Regions from separate parts of the Homo sapiens genome. Here all the other regions are linked to region 1. Evidence: chromatin loops called from intact Hi-C (ENCODE). Cell type or tissue: sigmoid colon. All regions are shown on one strand. Region 1 has its middle 140 kb from the start of LMX1A-AS2. Region 2 has its middle 180 kb from the start of PBX1-AS1. Region 3 has its middle 88 kb from the start of NUF2. Region 4 overlaps PBX1 (PBX homeobox 1).

What was found. Hi-C counts contacts between places; a loop is a spot of excess contacts. Peaks named below come from ENCODE experiments on the same cell type or tissue, not always from the same donor. Only the 100,000 strongest peaks of a DNase experiment are listed, where the experiment ranks them.
Region 2: a loop joins it to region 1, with 7 times the contacts of the local background. A loop is called at or near these places in 5 of 110 quality-filtered maps.
Region 3: it touches region 1 in a loop (2.4-fold over the local background); 47 of 110 quality-filtered maps call a loop at or near these places.
Region 4: it touches region 1 in a loop (3-fold over the local background); 8 of 110 quality-filtered maps call a loop at or near these places.

The regions. Positions count from the first base shown.
Region 1 is chr1:165,061,720-165,066,719 of GRCh38, reverse strand. No RefSeq gene overlaps it. Among named protein-coding and RNA genes, the nearest start is that of LMX1A-AS2, 140 kb to the left of the region's middle. In sigmoid colon, no CTCF peak of the experiment used is centred here; a DNase peak (open chromatin) is centred at 2,949.
Region 2 is chr1:164,948,979-164,953,978 of GRCh38, reverse strand. No RefSeq gene overlaps it. Among named protein-coding and RNA genes, the nearest start is that of PBX1-AS1, 180 kb to the right of the region's middle. In sigmoid colon, no CTCF peak of the experiment used is centred here; DNase peaks (open chromatin) are centred at 3,108, 3,698 and 3,986.
Region 3 is chr1:163,407,710-163,412,709 of GRCh38, reverse strand. No RefSeq gene overlaps it. Among named protein-coding and RNA genes, the nearest start is that of NUF2, 88 kb to the right of the region's middle. In sigmoid colon, a CTCF peak has its summit at 2,548 (motif pointing left); a DNase peak (open chromatin) is centred at 2,552.
Region 4 is chr1:164,820,800-164,825,799 of GRCh38, reverse strand. It overlaps PBX1 (PBX homeobox 1), which reads right to left. Exons shown (of 9, transcript NM_002585.4): 8 at 4,174-4,263. Among named protein-coding and RNA genes, the nearest start is that of PBX1-AS1, 49 kb to the right of the region's middle. In sigmoid colon, a CTCF peak has its summit at 1,909 (motif pointing right); a DNase peak (open chromatin) is centred at 1,679; H3K27ac peaks cover 227 bases.

The DNA.
Region 1 (5,000 bases):
AACTGCTAGAAAGGGATTCAAGAGATATGTGGGGATGGCATAGCAAAGAGCAAAACTTAGGTTATATTATGTATGCTAAGCTATTTGAAAGCAACACTGCCTTATATTCATCACTGCATTACCCATAGCATAGCATCAAACATGGTGCTTGCTCTTATTTGATGCTTATTACTTATTATTTACTTACCTGTTGAATGAAGTACAAAAACAATATTTTCAACCATTTATTGACTGTATTCTATACAATTAGCCGGATCATCAGTATGATAAATAGAATCTGATCATGCACTATTCCTAACACGTGGAAAGCAAGACACCTTTAAATAAGAATATGCTAGGAATAAGTTGCCAATCACTGATTGGAAAAACATATACTAGAGGGAATGCAGTTGGATCTGTGGGAGGAGAACTGTATAGAGGGGTTTTGGAGGATGATTGCTTTTTAAGAACCATGCACCTGAAACATGATGGAAGGGTACAGTATGTGCCCAACTCTGACACCCTTGCTGACCTACAGAATATAATGCAAGCCACATACATAATGCAGTAAAATGGCTACATTAAAAAGTTAAAAGTAACTAATGAAATTGACTTTAATAATATTTTATTTAACCCTTTATAGGTAAATTATTTCAATATGTAATCAATATAAAATTATTAGTAAGAAATTTTACATTCTTTTTAAAAATTACATCTCCAAACTCTGGGGTATCTCACATTGAATACGTTTCAATTTGGACTAACCACATTTCCTTTTTTTTTTTTTGACAAGGAGTCTCGCTCTGCCACGCAGGCTGGAGTGCAGTGGCGCGACCTTGGCTCACTGCAAGCTCCGCCTCCCAGGTTCATGCCATTCTCCTGCCTCAGCCTCCCTAATAGCTGGGACTACAGGCGCCTGCCACCACACCTGGCTAATTTTTTGTATTTTTAGTAGAGATGGGGTTTCGCCGTGTTAGCCAGGAAGGTCTCGATCTCCTGACCTCGTGATCATCCCACCTCGGCCTCCCAAAGTGCTGGGATTACAGGCGTGAGTCGCTGTGACTGCCTGGACTAGCCACATTTCAAGTGCTCAATAGCTATGTATGACTAATGGTGACTGTATTGGACAGTGCGGTTTTAGTCCATCTCCAAATAACCTGAAGACAGAAATCACCAAAATGCTGCCATAAGTGTGGTTGATCAGCAGGTTATTGTCCTATACTAAAGATCAATTACTTTCAAATTGATAAAGTGAAGTCCATGCCTAGTTTTCTTGCACCCTGGGGTGGTGATATCCTGTTGCATGCTGACTTTCATCGTGGCTGTTAACTCTCACAAGAGGCCACAGAGGAAAGTGAAAACAATAATCCCTAAGATTTATTGAATACTTACTATGTGCCAGACACTTCCTGTGGATTATTGCATTTAATTCTCACAATAAACTTATGAGATAATTGCTCTCAGTATCTTCTGAAACTCCACAAGTAAGTTACCCGCCCAAGTTACATGAATGTGAGTAGAAGGAGGGACGGGATTCCAGTCTAGGCACATGACACTGGCTGCATCACTGTTCTGCCTCCTAGCCAGCATGAGTGCCTTCAGTAATGAGCCCACATCTTTGACATATAAGACTTTGGTTCTAGTCAACCAAATTCAATCCAGCGAACCTTCCCACAAATAGACTCAACAGTCAACAAACAACCTTAAGCATCCAGACTCTGGGTAGGAAGAAATTAATAAGGCACTAAACCTGTTCTAGGAGCTTATGATTTAGTGAGAAAGACAAAGACTTTACGAATTGAAAACTATTCATACATTAGTGTTACTAAGAAGGTAGAACCCCAGGTCCAAGGAAGAAGAATGTATTCAATTCAGCTGGAGGAAACTAGAGAAGATTTTGGAAGGAAGGGCCTCAGTGTCGCATCTGGAAGAATAAGCTCCCCTGGTCCAGATTTCAGTCAATAACTTTTCATTATTTAATCAAATGAGTCAGTTTACCCAAGGGACATAATATGAGTAAAATGGAACCCATGAACTAGTTTTCCTTCTTCATTTGAAGGTCTCTTTTCTCCAGTATAGAGTTTGTGTATACTCAGGAAATTAATTAGGTGAGTCGAGTAGCGTTTATCTTAATGAAGTGAATTCAACCAGTAAAGAACAACAGGTATCAGGCGGAGTTCTGGCCTTGGGATTCCCATCTTTCCTGGCAACCAGACTTTTTTCCTAGTAAAAAGTCATCTCCAAAACATCAGATATTGATCTTGTGTGTTTGCACTGAGTGAGGATTACTGTTATTTTATTAGACTTTTACTTTAATATATGTATTGGTGTGCAATACAAGATGTATTTCATACAGTGGGTATGGTTGTAAAAATTCGAGAACCACAGCTCACTGTGTGTGTGATGGTTGAGAAGGAGGTGTCTTTGTCTTGCCTGACACTGGTCTGGCTGTGTCTCCTCCCGTCTCTATCAGCCCTGCTACAGGCTGCCCTTCACTTTGGTACTGTCAGCTTTGCAGAACTCTTGGACACAGCTCTCTCAATAATAACATGTGTGTTTTCTGCCAGGATGCTTGTTAGTGAGGAGTGGATTTGGGGTGGCCACACATCCCTAACTTCCTCACCTTCATTCTCCATAGTACCTCTCCCCAAGCCCTGAGGTACACCATCCTCGACTGAAGAGTTGAGTCTCTTACAGAAACAGAAAAATCTTGATTTTTCCCTTAGCCTGTGACAAAAGCACCCCAGATGTTAAAATATTCACAGGGAGAGCATTCACTGACATCTGCATTTCTTAATCTTATTTCTTGGCTTAGTCTGCTTTCCTCTATAAGGATACCTCTTTCTCTAATGTCCACTATGCCAATGGCCCTGACAACATTCAGGCAATCTTACAGCAGCCTGGGATTCACATCCTTTCTGGCAGCTGGACCTATTTGCAAGTCTGAGTTTCCATTACGGAATCATGCTCAAGACATCAGCCAGGACAGTCCACCCAGGCACACTGCGTGTGTGCGTGCACACACATGTGAGAGAGAGAAAGAGAGAGGTACACATCTGTTTGTGTTTGCACATACATGCCCTCCACTGGCAGGGAAAGATTTTGACATTCCCTGTCCTCCGGAATTGCTCAGGGCAGATATAGGCAAGCTAAATCCCATTCATTTTGAGTTGTGAGTTACCCATCTGCCTCTCATTCTTTCAAACGCAGATGAACTATTGGATCAAACAAGTTTACACACACACACACAAACACACTTCCCAAAGACCAACATTAATCACTCAAATACTACAATTTACACCAGTTGTTTTTAAATGAAACATGTATTAGGAGCATTACTGGAGCTTGTTAAAATTTAAATTCTTGGGCCCTCATCCAAGGAATTTTGGTTTTGGAAAGCTGGGCAGGGCCTTATAATGTGAATTATAATAAACACTCCAAGCGATTCTGATGCAATCCTAAGGACTACCCTTTGAAAAAAGTTTCTGTACTTCTTTGAGCCATTTTCCTACTGCCAGCCACTACAACTGGCAAGGCCAGCTCTCCACAATGGAGTCAGGACTTCATATAATTATGCAGTGTTTTTGTTCTTTTTTTTACCTCTAGTCTAAGACCCCTCTTGCCCTTACCTTTACCACAGGCCTAACTAGAAAAAGAATCTAAATGGACTCTTTACAGAGCTATCAACTTAAGTGGTAGGGCTATCACCTTCAGTGGCAGCTTCCTGAAACGATACATCATATTGAAATCTTGAAATTAACACCTGCCTGTGAGTGCTTAATTAGATGTGTGCACTGAGGCCTTTCTCCTCCTGAACCTCTTTCTAGGGGTGGGGGTGAGATATGCGTTGAGGGTAGGGTGTTTGGTCTTCCAACCACAGTTACATGCCTCCTACGAGTTACTGGATCAATTCACACTTCATAGAGACATAGATGACTTGGGAAGACCTGGAGGACTGGGTTGCTTAAAGAGCCTTTGAGGTGGATCTTGACCAGCAGCAGGCACACGACTGCCTGAGGCGGTCTTCTTTTGGGGAGGGGGTGGAAGTGTAAACCTGTACCCAGGAATACAAATCTGAGAAGAAGGCAAGCCAAGGCTGTGGGGAGACATAAGTCCTGTGGTTCTTCCCCAGGGTCGTGGCCAGTCCTCTGTTCTCTGATAGGCAGCAGCAGCTCAGCTTGAGTAATTTACACTTGAAAACAATCAAGCTTACTCTTCTACTAAGGGCTCCAATCTGCAAGCCAGTGGACCAGCAGGTCTCTAACACTGCTTCTCTTCTTTTTTCTTTACACTTTACTCTATGGGTTTATACCTTTGCCAGCCCCCCTTTCCCCGTGATCTCCCTTTTCCTCAGATTTGGTTGTATTTCTTGGTCTTGTGCTGAGGAGCCTCTACCCCTTCCCCAGATGGCTTTTTCTGGGCAGTGTTCCAGACCCTCTCTGTGGCCCCAGCTCCCTGGCTCTGTGCACCTAATTCTTTTGTCTTTTTTTGTTTGTTTGTTTTTTGTTTTTGAGATGGGGTCTTTCTCTGTTGCCCAGGCTGGAGTGCAATGGCACAATGTAGGCTCACTGCAACCTCTGCCTCCCAGGTTCAAGCAATTCTCTTGCCTCAGCCTCCTGAGTAGCTGGGTTTACAGGCACCTGCCACCACGTCCAGCTAAGTTTTGTATTTTTGGTAGAGAGGGGGTTCACCATATTGGCCAGTCTGGTCTCGAACTCCTGACCTCAGGTGACCTGCCCACCTTGGCCTCCCAAAGTGCTGGGATTACAGGCGTGAGCCACTGCACCCAGCCCATGCATCTAATTCTTGTGGCTCTCCTGTATTTATAGATTGCTATCCTGTGATTGCACACTGCTTCCGATAGACTGCCATTTTGTTAACTTTTAAAGAATGCTTTCTAGCCTTTTACAGTCACATGACTGCCCTTTCCTCTGGTTGAACCTAACAAGAGTCTGAATGTTCTCATATGATGTGGTCACTAATAGGGACTACACTGTACCCTAAGTTTCAATCACACAGAC
Region 2 (5,000 bases), 110 kb after region 1:
TCATCTCAAGGAATTGGTGGCCTGTGCTTGGGACTTACTTTCTTTGCTTTGGTGTGTCCCTGACCCCAGTTTCATCCTACTGCCTTAAACCTAATCTCAGTATTTTTGCCTAGCCCGTGTGGACTTGTGTTTTAGTTCTAATCTCAGTTTTGCTCCAGACTCTGCCTTTCAGATTTTCCCAGGCTCCACAACTCACAGCAATACAATCCCATTCCCACCACAGCCCAGCCTTTTAGAATCCCTCCCATCCCCATTTCATACTCCTCATACTCAGGCCCTCCCTAAGTTTGTCCCGCTAGGCCACCACTTTTCCAAGACATCTAGGCATCACTGGAGAAAACGTAGTACAGAAAGACAATGGATAGGCTCGGTGTTGCCCAAAACTGAATTTGAATCTTCATTCTGCTGCTTACTAGCTCAGTGACTCTTTTTTTTAACACTGGAACCTCTCTATCTTGTACATGATGATATTTACTTTTTAGATATATTATAGGGAATAAATTTAGTAATGTATGCAAAATGTGTGTCCATATAATATAGGCACTGTGCCAATATCAATGTATTGCTTTTCGGTTTTAAATCCAAATTTTATTGCCTGCTCTGTAAAAAATGGAGATGGGTCCTTTAAATATTTCTTTTGCCAGCAGGCACAATGTCAAACTTTGTCAGTAGAGGATGCTAGAAGGACACTGATAGACAATGGAGTTTTCCTTCCTGGTTCCTTTGTGCTTTCTTGCCAATGTCCTGCAACATTTGCAACTTCCACAGTGCTCTACTCCTGCAGTGTAAGTGTCTTCCCCAGGGCAAAGTTCCTGCTGCATGCACAGCTTCCCCAGCACCTATCTTCCACAGGGTGCACAGCTTCCTTAGTCCCCAGAGCCTGCAGCCCAGGCAGCTTCTCCAGCGCCTGGCTCCTGCAGTGCCAGTTTCCCCAATGCCTGGCTTCTGCAGCAGGTCTAGTGGCCAGCAGCTTCCCTGCTTCACCCCCTTAGGTGTCTGCAATGGAGTGCATTGGCAAGGAACCTCCTCATCATAACATTCCCTGGCTGATCCTTTATGGGATTGTTCAGCAAGTTCTCAGGTGCAGTGCCTGACTAGTGACAGCTTCCCCTAGCACTCCACAGGATGAATTCCTAGCAAAGTCCACCTGTTTGACACCTTAGTTAATTCTTTATTATCTAGTGAGCCACAGCTATGCCCTATCTGGATCTCAGGTTGGAAGGAAGAGAGAAGGGAGTCTTTCTGGAACACTTTATATGAGTTCTGGGGGTAGTGACTGCTCCTTTTATCTGCTACCCTATATTCTTTAGACTCTCTTTACCTCTTACTCGCCAATCCCCTGTTACTTCAATCTACTATTATAGTTAATTCTTTATATTACATTTCCTTGTTCACTTTATTGTGTGGTTTCTATCTTCTGGTTGGACCCTGACTGATACATACATCTAATTCATATTAAGCGGGCCCAACACTAAATAGATTGGCCTAGATAATCTGTTATATATTACTTCTCTTCTAGTTCTAAGACTTTAAAAAAAATTCGATTCCACAACTCATGTTACTTCTCATGATAATAAAAAGTGTAATGCATAAGTTATAAATTAATACCTAAGGCAAAACAACAATGAAGGCCCTGACATATGATATGTATTCACAGTAACAGATGGCCAGACCCAGGCCTAGCAAGAATCCTTCAGTAGTCCATATCTCCTGTCTGAGGGCCTTCATTCTGCAGTAACATCCTCCCCTATCTTGCCTCCTAAAGTATTCTTTTAGATTCTTTCAAGAAGTTTGTTCTTTTCTGGAATGTACCTCAATATGGTTTCATGGGAAGGAGTGGATTAGTTTAAAGATGAGATTGCTTATCACTGAGAAACAAAATGTTCTTAGGACTTCAGAAAAATTCAGTGGAAAATGGTCTACATTAGCGGTTTCTAAAGAAACAGAAAAACAAGAATGAGTAAAGTTTGGGTAACAAAGGTTGTAGTGCTAATTGTTCTACTAAGCTGGTAGTCATTTTAATTTTCTGCCAATGGGATATTGTTGAGAAATTTGTTTTAAAATTAAAGTCAGTCTCTTTCCCAATGAGTCACTGGTAATTGGTGCCTTTGAAAAGACCGAACAGGACTACGACTTTAGGTTTCTTTCTTAATTTGCATTTTTAATTAGATGGGCTCTCAAAGGGTTTCTAAGAGTTTTTTCTTTTTGCCTTTGCACTGCCTTTTTTTGGGTTGTTGCTCTGCAATTAGAATTTGTAACAAATGAGTTGCTGGCATATAAATGTCAACTCTGAGGTAAAATACGGCTGCTGAAGAACTGAGCAGGATTCTGACCATTACTTTTTAAATGAAAGCTCTTTCTAGCACATGCCTCTGATGAGGCAGAATTAGTTGCACTGGAAGAAGGAATGCTCAGATTTAACTCTGGTTAAAGTTCTTCCTGTAAATGTATTTTCCCCATGTATTTGAATAAATTTTTGAAGGATACAACCACCACTTCAGAGAACATTTAATTTTTACTCAAGAGCTAGTGTAGAATCATCAAACGGACAAAGTCAACAACCTAGAAGAAGGGAGTTGGATTCAATGAACTCTTCAAAGAGAGTTTCAGCCAAATAGTGTCATCTGGTTAAATTTTGTTTTATTAAATGATTGTAGGACAATAACCATAGGGCCAATATTTAACTAGCCACAAACTAGTAGGCTATAATTGATCATTGCTAAATCATTGTATCCAAACTCTCAGCTTTACTCATTCCTTCACATTTCCAGAGCCCATGATATATGTCTGGTACTGGTGGACAAGAGCCCTGCTCAGTAGCCTTTGCTTTCAGAGTCTAGTAAAGACATGGCTGTACATACAAGAGTGTATTAAATGTGCAGTGGACACAGGCAAAGCAGAATATACATCTGCCATTCCATGAACAGATTATCTAAGCTATTTTTAAAGGCTTCTAAAGAAAAGGATTCTGTAAACTCCCATGACAACCTATCCAGCACGCCGCCAGGAACCACTTCCTCATATCTAGCTTAAGCCCCTCATTCTACGGTTAAGCCATTATTCTCTTGTTCTGTTCTCAGCTGAGAGAGAAAACAGCTGCTCCCCATCCTGCTTAGGTGAGCCTTTTATAGACTTCAAGACAGTGTCTGCCTTCTGTCTACTTCTGACAGGAAAGAAACTGGGGCTGCCAACGAAGATAACAATAATAATTTTCACTTGGAGATGGAATTATTATTGCTATGGTTACTAGTAAGATTTCTTTCCAAAGAGAAAAAGGCATTTATTCACCACTCTGCCTCAAAGAACAAAGTGCTAATAAACCCTTCTGGTTTGTCTGATTTGTTGATTACTCAGAAACGTCAAATGGGAACTGGTCAAAACATGTCCCTCTGCCATTTGGACTAGGGTGGAGAACTTGATGAAAACCAGTTCTTCTCTCAGTTTCTGAGCTGCAAATGTTTCATGCTTAAACCAAATAGAATCTCCAGTTTATTAAGTCAGTGTAATTTCAACAAGAGGCTTTGAAGAAATAAACAAGAATATGATTTAGAAGTTGTAATCATCATTAAGACAAAAAAGATCTAATAACCTTTTTTAAACTGTGAAGAGAGCCCTAGAGAATTCACAAAATGGTCAAGACAGGCTTATGAATGATTAGTTGCCTGGGTCTTATGATTTGAAGAACGCCAGCCACAGCTACCTTCCCAAAAACATATCCCCTAGTGGCCAGCCAACAACAAGCCATGTTCCCATTTTTCTTTTCTAAAGTTTAAGACAGAAAAGTTCAAAATTAAAGTAACATTGTCATCTGGGGGGAAAAAAGACACATTTCATAGTTAGTCATTATCAGTTCTTAACTCTTCAACTCATAGTAATTTGTTAGATTAGTTATATCCAAGAGCAGGATTTGAAAGAATCGACACAGGACAAATGTCTGCTGTCTAGGCTGAGCAGAAGCAGGATAAGAGTAAGACTTGTAGTAATGCCATTGGTACACTGGCCTCAGGATGGAATGTTTATGTCAGGGAAGGGTAGACAGGGAGAGCCACTGAATGAACAGTGTACATAAAACAGAGCTAGATAAGTTTTTATAAACTGAATACATCATGTTACCAGCACCTAGATCAACAAACAGAACATTACTAGCACCTCAGAAAAATCTCCTCTGTTCCTTTCTATTTATTACCTTGCCCCAAGTGCAACCACTCTCCTGATGTCTAATACTAGAGAGTAATGTTTCCCTTATACTTTATATAACAGGGATCATACTGTTTGTATTCTTTTTTGTTTCTGGCCTTTTTGTTCTCAATCTTATATTTGTAATATTCATCTATATTTTTATATATAATTATAAATTGTTTGGCATTAGCATGTCGTATGAATAAATAACAATGTATTTACCCATTCTGTTGTTAACAGGCACTTAAGTAGTGTCCAGACTAGAGTATTAAAAATAGTGGTGGGAGTGATGACATCAAGATGGTGGAACAGGAGATTCCAGACCTCATCTCCCCATAGAAACACTGATTTAACAATTATCCATGGACCAAAAATATGATAATGAGAGTTCTGTAACCCAGGTGAAAGGTTATAACGCTGAAGTAGAACCCAGAAACCACAAAAGATGCCCTGGAGAAAGTTAGAAGAACAGTGTTACTTTATCCTCTTTGCCCCTCCCCAAAGCCTGCACTGCACAGCACAGCACCAAAAGAGGTCCCCTCAGCCCACCAGTTCTCCTGTGGGGAAAGAAGTAATAAAGGGAATGTCTGACTTTGCTGCAGACTTCAGCACCAGGACCACCCCACTGGATCTCAGCACCAGGTCTACCCTCATAGATCTTGACACCATGCCTGCCTACCCATGGACATTGGCAGAAGACATACCTGCCCATAGACCCCAACACCAGGCCCACCTACCCACAGATCCCACCAGTTGGCCCATCTAGAACTCCTGGATATGCTAACTGGTGAAGAGCTTTCTGTGGCAAAATTAGTATGCAA
Region 3 (5,000 bases), 1.7 Mb after region 1:
TTCATTTCTGGAAGGTAGAGGGGTGCATGCCTCCCATAGTCTCCCTTTATCACCTAATGGGCCATCTTCTCCTCCTTCCTCCTTGTCCAGAGTTGGGGCAAAGCAATGACTCCTGTGCTGTTCTGTTCTAAAGCTGGAGAGGAGTGCTTGGATGACAGCAGATAATGTCTGCCCTAGCCAGCCCACTCATAAGGCCTGAGTCAACTGGCTGCCCATTATGGCCAAAAAAAAAAGACTCTCCGCATTGTCCTGACCTTCAATCCTCCTCCTCCTCACATTGAGTAGAGGGGAGACTGCTGACCTCTTGTGGGCTGTAGGTCTCAATTCCCAGTTCACAAGAAATAGAAATAAATAGTATGTATTGGCTTTATAATTTACAATATTATTATGAAAATGTTAGAGCTGGCCTTATCATTTCCATTTTACAGATGAGGAAGTTGAGTCCCATAGGAGTTAAGTATAGTGGTACAAAATTGCCCACAGCTGGTGGAGCGCTTTGCCAAACCCAGCTTTTCTGCCTGTATGTCCAGTGTGCTCCCCAACACTCTGTGTTTCCTCTGCAAAGCAGTGCTGAGCAGACACGTGTCTAAGGATGTTTGTATGTTTTACAAAGTACCAACATGGTTTAATGTTCCCTAACTCCTTTATTTCTGCAATCTCTAGCCCAGAATAATGTTCCTGGTTAAGTGTAGTCTTTTCCTCCTGTCTTGTTCTTAACATGCAAATATTCCTGGAATAGCATTAAGTCACTTGAGTGAACCATGTAATAAAGGAAACAAACCCAGACTTTGGAGCCTAACACACCCAGTTCAAATCCCAGCTTGGCCACCTATGGGCTATATGGCTAGCGGCAAGTTATTTAATATTTCTAAGAATTAAATTATTTATCTATATAATGGGAATATTAGATTTACAGCACAGTTTTAACAAAAATTTTAGATAATACATGTAAAGTACCTGACACATAGTACACAATCAATGAATCATGCACTTTTTGAGCATATATACTTAAATATGACATGTAGAGCCTGACAGCTTAGATTGGACTCTGCTCTGCCACTCACTAACTCTGTTAACTTAGAAAAAGTAACTGCTCTGTACATGAGTTTTCAAATTTATGAAACGATGTCATAATATTATCAGGATTATCCTAAGGATTAAATGCATTCATACATTTAAAACTGTGTCCAGAGCATTAAAAAGCATAGCTACATTATTACTATAATTATCATCATTACATCCTCAGTGCGGATGAGTTCCTATTCTTCAACTCTAAAATGGAGATATTAAGACAAAATGATCTTTGTCTAGACAAAGTGATCCCTTCTAGCATTGGCATCCTATGATTACAGGACTTCCTCTTGGCAGAGTGGGACAGAGTACCCAGAAGAGAGGAGAACATTGTGGAGGGAAGGAAAAACAAGAGGAAGGTGAAAGAAGTCCACAAAAATAAATTCTGCAGCTTCACATGCTGTTGCTCAGAGGATGCCCTCACTGATGGCTGCTGAAGCCCTCTCCACATGAGATCACAGTCAAGTTAATGGTTATTTCCATCTCCTCCTAAAGCCATTCCATGGGTCCCCTCTATCTCACTGAGGAATGCCTGGTAATTCCACCTGGTACCTCCACATCCATCCACCTCTCTGGTCCTGAACTACACCCTCCCCAGCACGCACTGATGTTAATTTCCACCCCTGAGGACACATGCTTTCATCCCTTGTGTGTGCAGCATGAAAAGTGAGAACTGCTAGGCCCTTGGAACAGAGTGGAGAAAGAATAGGGATGCTCAGGTGGGCCCTGACCCTCAACTAGGCTCAGAGCTCCTGAAGTGCTTCTACACTGCACAGACATGAGGCCTGAGGAGTGTGTGCGTGTGTGTGTCTACATTTCACAGAGGCAGTAGGAAGCAATACTTACCCACCCACCTTCTCTGCATAAAGGGGCACCCTGGTGTCCTTCATGTTCAGAGAGCAGACTGAATGAGGGAGGTCACAGTTGAAATGGGTTTCAGGGCCAAATTATTGTCCTTCCAGACATTAGTTTGCAGTGCAGAGCCAATCTGAAAATGTGGCATGATCAGCAGTCTTGCCTGAGGAGAGACCATGACCTGTGGAAAGGGATGTCATAAATCAAGGCTCAGTTGCCCTGAGTAGGGAGCCCTGGCTGAAGCAGCCCAGGCAGCTGTGAGGCAGGATTGAGATGCATTGGCAGAGCTGTGACGGTGACCCCCAGACTGAAATAATTGGGGTTGGGGGAGGTGCACCCTGGGTCAGACTGAGGGGCACCGGAAGAATGTATGGGAGAAGAAAGCTTTCAAAAGACCTGCCCAGACATGAGAGGCTTTGGTCAGAGTAATTATCTGCCATGTTCATACGCACTAAATTCACTTTTAAAGGAGAAACGCACGCTCCCACAAATACACGGGCACAAAAGGAAAGAAAACCCTTCTGGAAGAAAACGAAGTACTGTAGAGCAAAAACAATAGACCCCAGAGGGAAAAGGTGATTGAAACTTAAAGAACTTTCATTTCAAGGCAAACAGTGCCCTCTAGAGGTGTGAACGCTAGATGCAGGCAAAGTTGAACAAAAGAAGTTCAGTGAAATGAAGTGCTGGAGATGATCCTTCGGCTTTAAATGTTATTGGAGATTTTGTTCCAGGTTAAGGGAGCAGGGAGGAGGACCCTAACCATTTCCTACTTCCGAATGCATGTCCATGAGCCTGTCATTCTCGTGCCTTCCTCAAAAGACCGGGATAACTCCAGGCACCGCAAAGAGACATTTTGCCAAACACAATTTCAAGTAAAATGCTGTTAGAGCAAATGTCGTATTTCGGTCTGTGGCACTAGAAGCGAGGAATTTTCATAGAGAGTGTCATAAAGAGGAAAATGTAGTATAATTTGGGTGGGTGGGAGAGGGCAGGGGGTATAAAATAGATTTTTCGAGAGCCTGTATCTTGAGTGATTAGATCAATAAAACTCCCTCCAGAAGTCACTGCTTTCAAAAGCATGACACCAAAATATAGAGTCCTGGTAAGGAGAATTTCAAAGGCAGAATGTTTTAGTCAAAGAGTCTCCACTATGGGTCCCTCATGAACCCTTGGGCCACTCTAAATCCTCCTTTTGTGAGTCCCCACATGCCCTCGACTTTGATACCATCATCCTCATCTCTCCCTTCTTCTCTTCCACTGCTTTCCACAGTTCCTCACCAGCCCACAGGACAGCATAGCAGAGTGAAAAGACCGCAAGCTTTGAAGCTAAACAGATGTGGACTCCAAGTTCAAAACCATTGACTTCAGGCCATATACACAGGGATCTGAGCCTCTTCTGCATCCTCATCTGTAAGATGTTACTGGTAACAGCCTTCTCACCGTGTCGGTGGGAGGAGGGACTGGCATAATAAGGTGAGTTGTCTACACTGTAAGGGCACAGAGCTGGAGTTCAACAAAAATTCATGACCTCCCCTTTCTCTCTTCCCTGTCACCGCTGAGTAACACCAGAGGCTTCAGCCTGAGCTTTCTGTCTCTATTTTCTTCTTTCCCAGTCCACACTGCACATCAAGAACTACGGAACAAAATTCCTGACTCACTATTTCATCAGGCCATCCCTTATTCCACCACCATCATCTGCATGATAAATCCAAACCCTCAAGCATCCAATTTATCCCCTTCAATTCATGCCCAATTTATCTTCACACCTGATATCTCACTGCTGCTCACTGCTAACCTTCTAACATGGGCTGCCATCTACTTGCCACCCCAAATGCACTACTCATGACTTTCCCTTTACTGCCTCCATTTGGGAAGCTACTTGCCCCCACTCACACCTTGCCCCTCTCCAAAAATCCATATTCTCACCATCCTTCTGGGACAAACTCAAATCCCATCTTCTCGAGTTTTCTCTGGCTATTCCCTGGTGACCTCTGGACCCTTTGCGATTCTAGAACACATTGTGGCTACAGTTTTAGCCTCATTAATATGAAAATGAATACTATATGCTTGGTAAGAAGTATGCACACGTGCAAGTATTGACATGGAAAGATTTTTCTAACATCTTGATGACTTCAAGAGTTAAAAACAACATGCGCTTTCCGAGCCATTTCTGTTTTTTAAAAAGCGTGTGTGTGCGTGTGTGCGTGCGTGTGTGTGGGTGTGTGCATGTGCGTGCACGTCTGGGTGCATGTGCAGGTCTGCGCGTGCGTGTGTGTGCGCGTGTGCGCGCACGTGTGCGTGCTGTGTGTGTGCGTGTGGGTGTGTGCGCACCTGGGCGTGTGTGTGCATGCACGTGTGTGCACTTGTGCGTGTGTGTACACATGTGCATGTGTGTGCACACGTGTGTGTGCGTGTGTGTGTGTAAGAGTGTGTGTGCACCTAGACATATAAATGCACAAGGATGCCAGGGAACTTTTCACTTTCTATGTTATACATTCTGTATTGTTTCAGTTTTTCTGCTGAGCATGTATACAGTTTTACATTTTAAAAACTTTTATTTTTAATGTTTTTTTTTATTATTTTTTGTAGAGGTGAGGTCAGGAACTCAGGAATGTCAAGAATGTCATTGCTTTCCAAAATCAGAGGTTAGGTCTCACTCTGTTGCCCTGGCTAGCCTTGCCCTGCCCTTGAGCTAGACCTCCCCAGCTCAAGCTAGCCTCTTGCCTTGGTCTTCCAAAGTGCTAGGATTACAGGCGTGAGCCACTGCACCAAACCTAAAAAACATTTTTCAAATAACTCAACCCACATTCATTGAGCACCTACTTGTGGCAAGCACTGACCTAGGTGCTGGGCATTTTCCAAGGTGGTCCCTACTTCCTGCAGAGTTGAGAGTCCACTGGGAGAGAAGCCAGCAGAACACCTTGGTGGGGATGTGCAAAGTGATGTGAAACAGTGAGACAGTGCAGGGGGATTCAGAGGAGCGGGAGGCCAGCTCTGTCCAGGGAAGTCAGTCAGGGCTGAGCAAGAGAAGATCACATTGGAGTCATAACAGGAGGATGAGTGGATGTCCATGA
Region 4 (5,000 bases), 240 kb after region 1:
CACAGGGACTCTTTAAGGATAGGAGGAGTGAAAGAAATTTTACAAAATTCATAATAAGAATGATCCTACTGCTGAGGATAATTATGTCTGCAATATCATCACCATATAAATTCACACACTTACTGCTGATTTGAATCTTATTCTCAGAGAATATACATCAGCCGGAAAGTTTGAAAAACTTTTTCCAAAAAGAAAGACTTAAGGATATTTTTGGATCTTAAAGACAGTATAATTGTGGATAAGCATTTAAAGTAGTAATTCTCATCAGATACTTTATAGCTGGTACACTAGATGTGGCTATTGGTCATTAAAATGAATTTTTAATTTAGTAGCATCTTTTCTTCCCCTCCCTGATTTATTCATTCAACGAACATGTTTTGAGCAACTAGAACATGCATTTTTAGGACCATACACATGGGCAGAAGTGAAAGACACAGAGGTAATTTCTGCGCATGTATGTACAGTGCAAAGAAAATGTGTGTCTGTGATAAAGTAGAGAGAAGAGGGGGAGAAGGACTAAGAAGAAGAAAGACACGAAGGAGGAGCTGGGCTTGAGACTCAGTGTGATTTGGATAGTGGGGTGGGATGGAGAGGTGATGTGGGAATGAAAGGACATTTGTGTAGATGGCATACATGAGTAAATGTAAGGGGAAAAATGGGTAATGAGGTAAAGATGAGCTGGCCATACTGAATGGCATCCAGAGTTTATTTTGATGACAGGAGGATGAGGTAGAAGGACAGGAAGGCTGGGCCCAGATGTAAGAGACCCTGAATGTCGTACTCAGGGTTTGAGCTTGCTTGGGTAGGCAATAGATTTCTGAGCAACGAATGACAAAATTCAGAGGGTGTGTGGGAGAGAGGAGGAATTAAAGACAGCAACAGTGATTAGGAAGTTATGGCAATAGTCTAGTTAATGAACTATTTCTAGAACTAGGATGGTGGCAGTGAGAATGGATAGGAAAGAATGTGATAGCTAAGTGATCTTTAAGTATGTCTGATTGACAGAGAAGTGGAGTAATCTCCCTCCATTACTTAGAGCCACTCTAAGCTTAGTAAGTATTGCCCATTGTCACATGAGAACACAAAGTACTTAAGGAGGTATAATTTAACTCTCACCATGGCTAAGGAAGGGGGTCTTTAGGCCTTGCATAACACTATATCCATCTCAAAAGCACACCTTTCCATCAGAAGAGAAAAAAAAGTGACAAATGTGTCCTAACCTATCCTCACTAGGAACTACCTACTGAGAAAACTGCTCACATCAGAGGAGAAAAAAGGTCAAATCAGAAAGTTATCACTTACAAAATTTCATACTGCATTCATGTGGAATAATTTATGCTTTGCCAATCCCTTTCCGACTTATTTTCTCATTTGCCCTAAGCCAGTCCTTGAAGTAAGTATAAAGGGTGGGAATTACTGTCCCCATTTTCTAGAAGAGAGATTCAATATTTGCCCACGGGCACATGAGTTACTAGGACTAGCAGCTCCCAACTCCCTTTATAATACTCCTACCACCGCACCTTGCAATTCTACTGCTGTGTGGTCAGTTAAAGGCAAATGGTCTGAACTTTACAGGGCTTAAAATAGATGCTGCTTGGATAAGATATGGGTGCTGTGAAAGCCCAGCCAGGGGAGCAGATAAACGCTGCCCAGAAAATGTCCTCCACCGAATCAAACACAATCCAGAGCCCAGCTGGGAATTCCACTGCAGCTTTGGGGTTAGGAACTGTTTATTTTCATTTCTTGGCTCAAAGCTTTCATTCCTGTCCTTGTCTCTTCTTGTCTCCCCTCCTCTCTCTCTCCTGCTGGCAGTCATTGTCCTGCTCTATACACACATGTCTTAGCATCGAATACCACCATCTAAAAATACATCTCACTATAACAAGCTTAGCCTCCTGCAGGTGGCACAATTTAAAACTGATATCAAAAGAACATATCACGATCAGCCTTTGATTCATTTACCCTGCATATTAAAGACCCAGAAATAAAATAACCACAGTTCATGGAAAAAAAAATTAATGCAAAGTGAGAGACTCTTTCAAGTGGCATTTTCAGGCCCAGTTTTTGTGGTGGGCTTATGTCATCAGACATAATTGTCTGCACATGTTTGGTTACACTATTTCAGAAATTATTCCCAGCCCACCAGATGATGTCAGAGGGGTCAGTGTTGACCCCCCCCCCCACCCCCCAGAGTCTGACTGCTGCTCTCTCTCTTCTATGCTGCCCAATTAGGAAAGAAAGACGCCAAATAACAGCAGTGTCAGCCCCATTTCCTGCCCAGTCATGTGGACTTCCTTCAGTTCCTTTTGAGTATGGCCAGGTTCTTGTCCCTACACTCTTGTGCTTTCCTCATGTTCTTCTCTTCTGCTTATGCACAGAGCAAAGCTTTCTCTGGAAAAACTTATATCCCAAAAAGATTCAGGAAATACATAAATGCATGTGTGTATAAACCTGCACTCAGACAAAATCCAAACAACTTCATTCATTTGGAATTCTTTTGGAGAATACACTTTCCCACAATGGCTTCTTGTATTTTTCCAAGCAGTCTTCCCAGTAAGTCAGCCATCAATGCAGTACTAATAGTTAATGTAGTTAGAACAAGCACAAGATGGGAAGAATCTCTCTGTCCTAAAAATCCTTCCAAGAAAGTAAAATGATTGTCTAGAATATGTTTAACAGGGTTAACTTTGACTTCTCTCCTTCCATTCCAGAGAAGACTTGATAAATATTGTGTAAACTCAAGAGGAGATTCTGCCTGAAAAAGGTAGAAAATAAAGACTCCCTAATGTAAGTGGCCTTAAAAGTCATCAAGACAATCAAAATCTGCTGCCTGACTTCCTTCTGCAACATCCTTACCAAGCAGCTAGCCAAGCCATGTTTGAATTTTCCAATGATGGGGAACACTTAAGGGCAGCCAACCCCTTCTTTGGAGGACTCTTACTGTGAGAAAGGTCCATCAGATGTTGAAGTGAAACCTGTTTCTCTGAATCCACTACTTAGTAGTCCTATCCTATCCTAACCCCTTTAGATCATTCATGATGAATCTAATAGTGTTAGCATGCCTTACACTACTATGTAACCCCCAAATTTTCTCTTTTATGAGGTAAGAATTCCTAATGTGTTCAATCATTCCTCATCTGATCTGAGAAATAACTGATATTCTCTTAATCCTCCCAAACCAGACAGAATCATGTATGACTTGACCAACGCAGTTGAAGAGGTCATCACCTCCTTCACTGCAGACATTATATCTCCATTAGTATAGATTACATTAATAAATCATGCCTAACTCTTCTTCCTTCGATCCCTCATTCACTTTAATCATAGCAACAGAAACAAACAATAAAAAATGATCACTACCCACCACCCAAACCTTTCTTCAATAGTTAAGAGCCAATAGTTCTACTCAAGCCTCCTGTGACCTCTAAAAGCCCAGGAATCATCCCTGATCTAAAAAACAGCCTCCTTTTCCAGGCTGCCCTCTTGTCCCAGCTTGCTGTCACCGCTGCTGAGAAAGCAGACGATTGATCTGAGAAATCAAGTTGGATTGCTGTCCCAAATCTACACTCGGTTCTCCTTGTGTCTGTCTGATCGATTTCACTCTGTGCGACATAGCTTGTCGCTATGAATTTTCATGCTAGTCAGGAGCCGCCAGCGTACCCAAGAACAAGTAGAAGATGGTCTGCATCCCTCCCCATCCCTTCTACATACCCAGCTTCTGTGTTAATTTTCTTTTTAATCGTCCATAGACAGATTGAAAAAAAGTATTTTTTTTTTCAGACCACAGACGTGGATGCAATGGATTTTGGCTACTGGTTTCACCTCCCAGGTTCCCAGGCCCCAGCTTGTGGTCACATTTCCTACCACTGTTGTACTAGGTGTCACCTGTTTAGCAGCTCCTCTAGCTGAACGCATGTGGCCGCAGGTGCCATGCAAACACTGATTGCGTCTGACAGCCCTAGACGCCAGCTGCCTGCATGAAGCCTGCCCAATCGCCACTTTTTTTGTGGGTAGAATGCTGCCGATGGCATGACCGATACAGAAACAAGAAACTAGGTGACCGTAAAGCTAAGATAAGCCCTACTAAGTGGCATTCTGGGCCCTATGGCTTTGAAATAATTGGTAGTGAAAGAATAAAAACAAAGCAGGGGGTGGGGGGGCTTGTTTTCTTACACTGATGCCCTGCGGACTGTACATCTGACTGGCTGCGAGTCCATCACTGTATCCTCCTGTCTGGCTGATAACATGGCGAAGGGTATCCACCTAAACAGATGAACAATAACAGAGAGAAAATTAGTCAGAGAGGTGTAGGAAAAGGGAGGCAGATCATCATCAGGCAGGCCACCATTTGGGCATGCCATATTAATGCAATCATTTTGGAGACAGTTGTCCTGGGAGAGTCCATTAGGAGGAGGCTAGCTTCCTCCGTATGCCAATCCATAAAGAATTCTGAGTTCAGTAAGCAAGACGTAAAATGGTAAAAGAAAACTGGGATCTCCACATTGAAACTAGTTCAACAAGTCTGCATGAGATGGTAAGGATTAGGATGATAGAGGGAGCTGGAGGGGAAAGCATGAAGGAATTTTCTTTTCTCCCCATTTTTCTTCCCTACAGGTCATCCTATACAGCTGTTCCTTTGCTGGGTATCCTATAAAAACAAAGGTTCTGTTTAGAGGAGGTTTGGGCAGCCATCTCACAGAGAGAGCAGTACTTGATTGAGACCTTGTATTTTTTGAGGACTTAAGTGATGGCCAGTTGTTTAGTCACTTGACCAAAGCCTGACCATATCACTTCAAACTGGTTTCCAGGCAATGTTTCTCAAGAAAGGGGTGAATCGCTGACCAGTTGGTCTGTTCCGGGCTTGTAATGCTTCTTGTTCCACATGGAGGGTGGGAAACTAGGCTGACATGGCTCAGAACTTCCCTAGTAATTCTGACCCACAGCATACTACTTTACCCTCTCACAACATGTTTCATGCTGAGGTAGTAGGATGGCTTCTT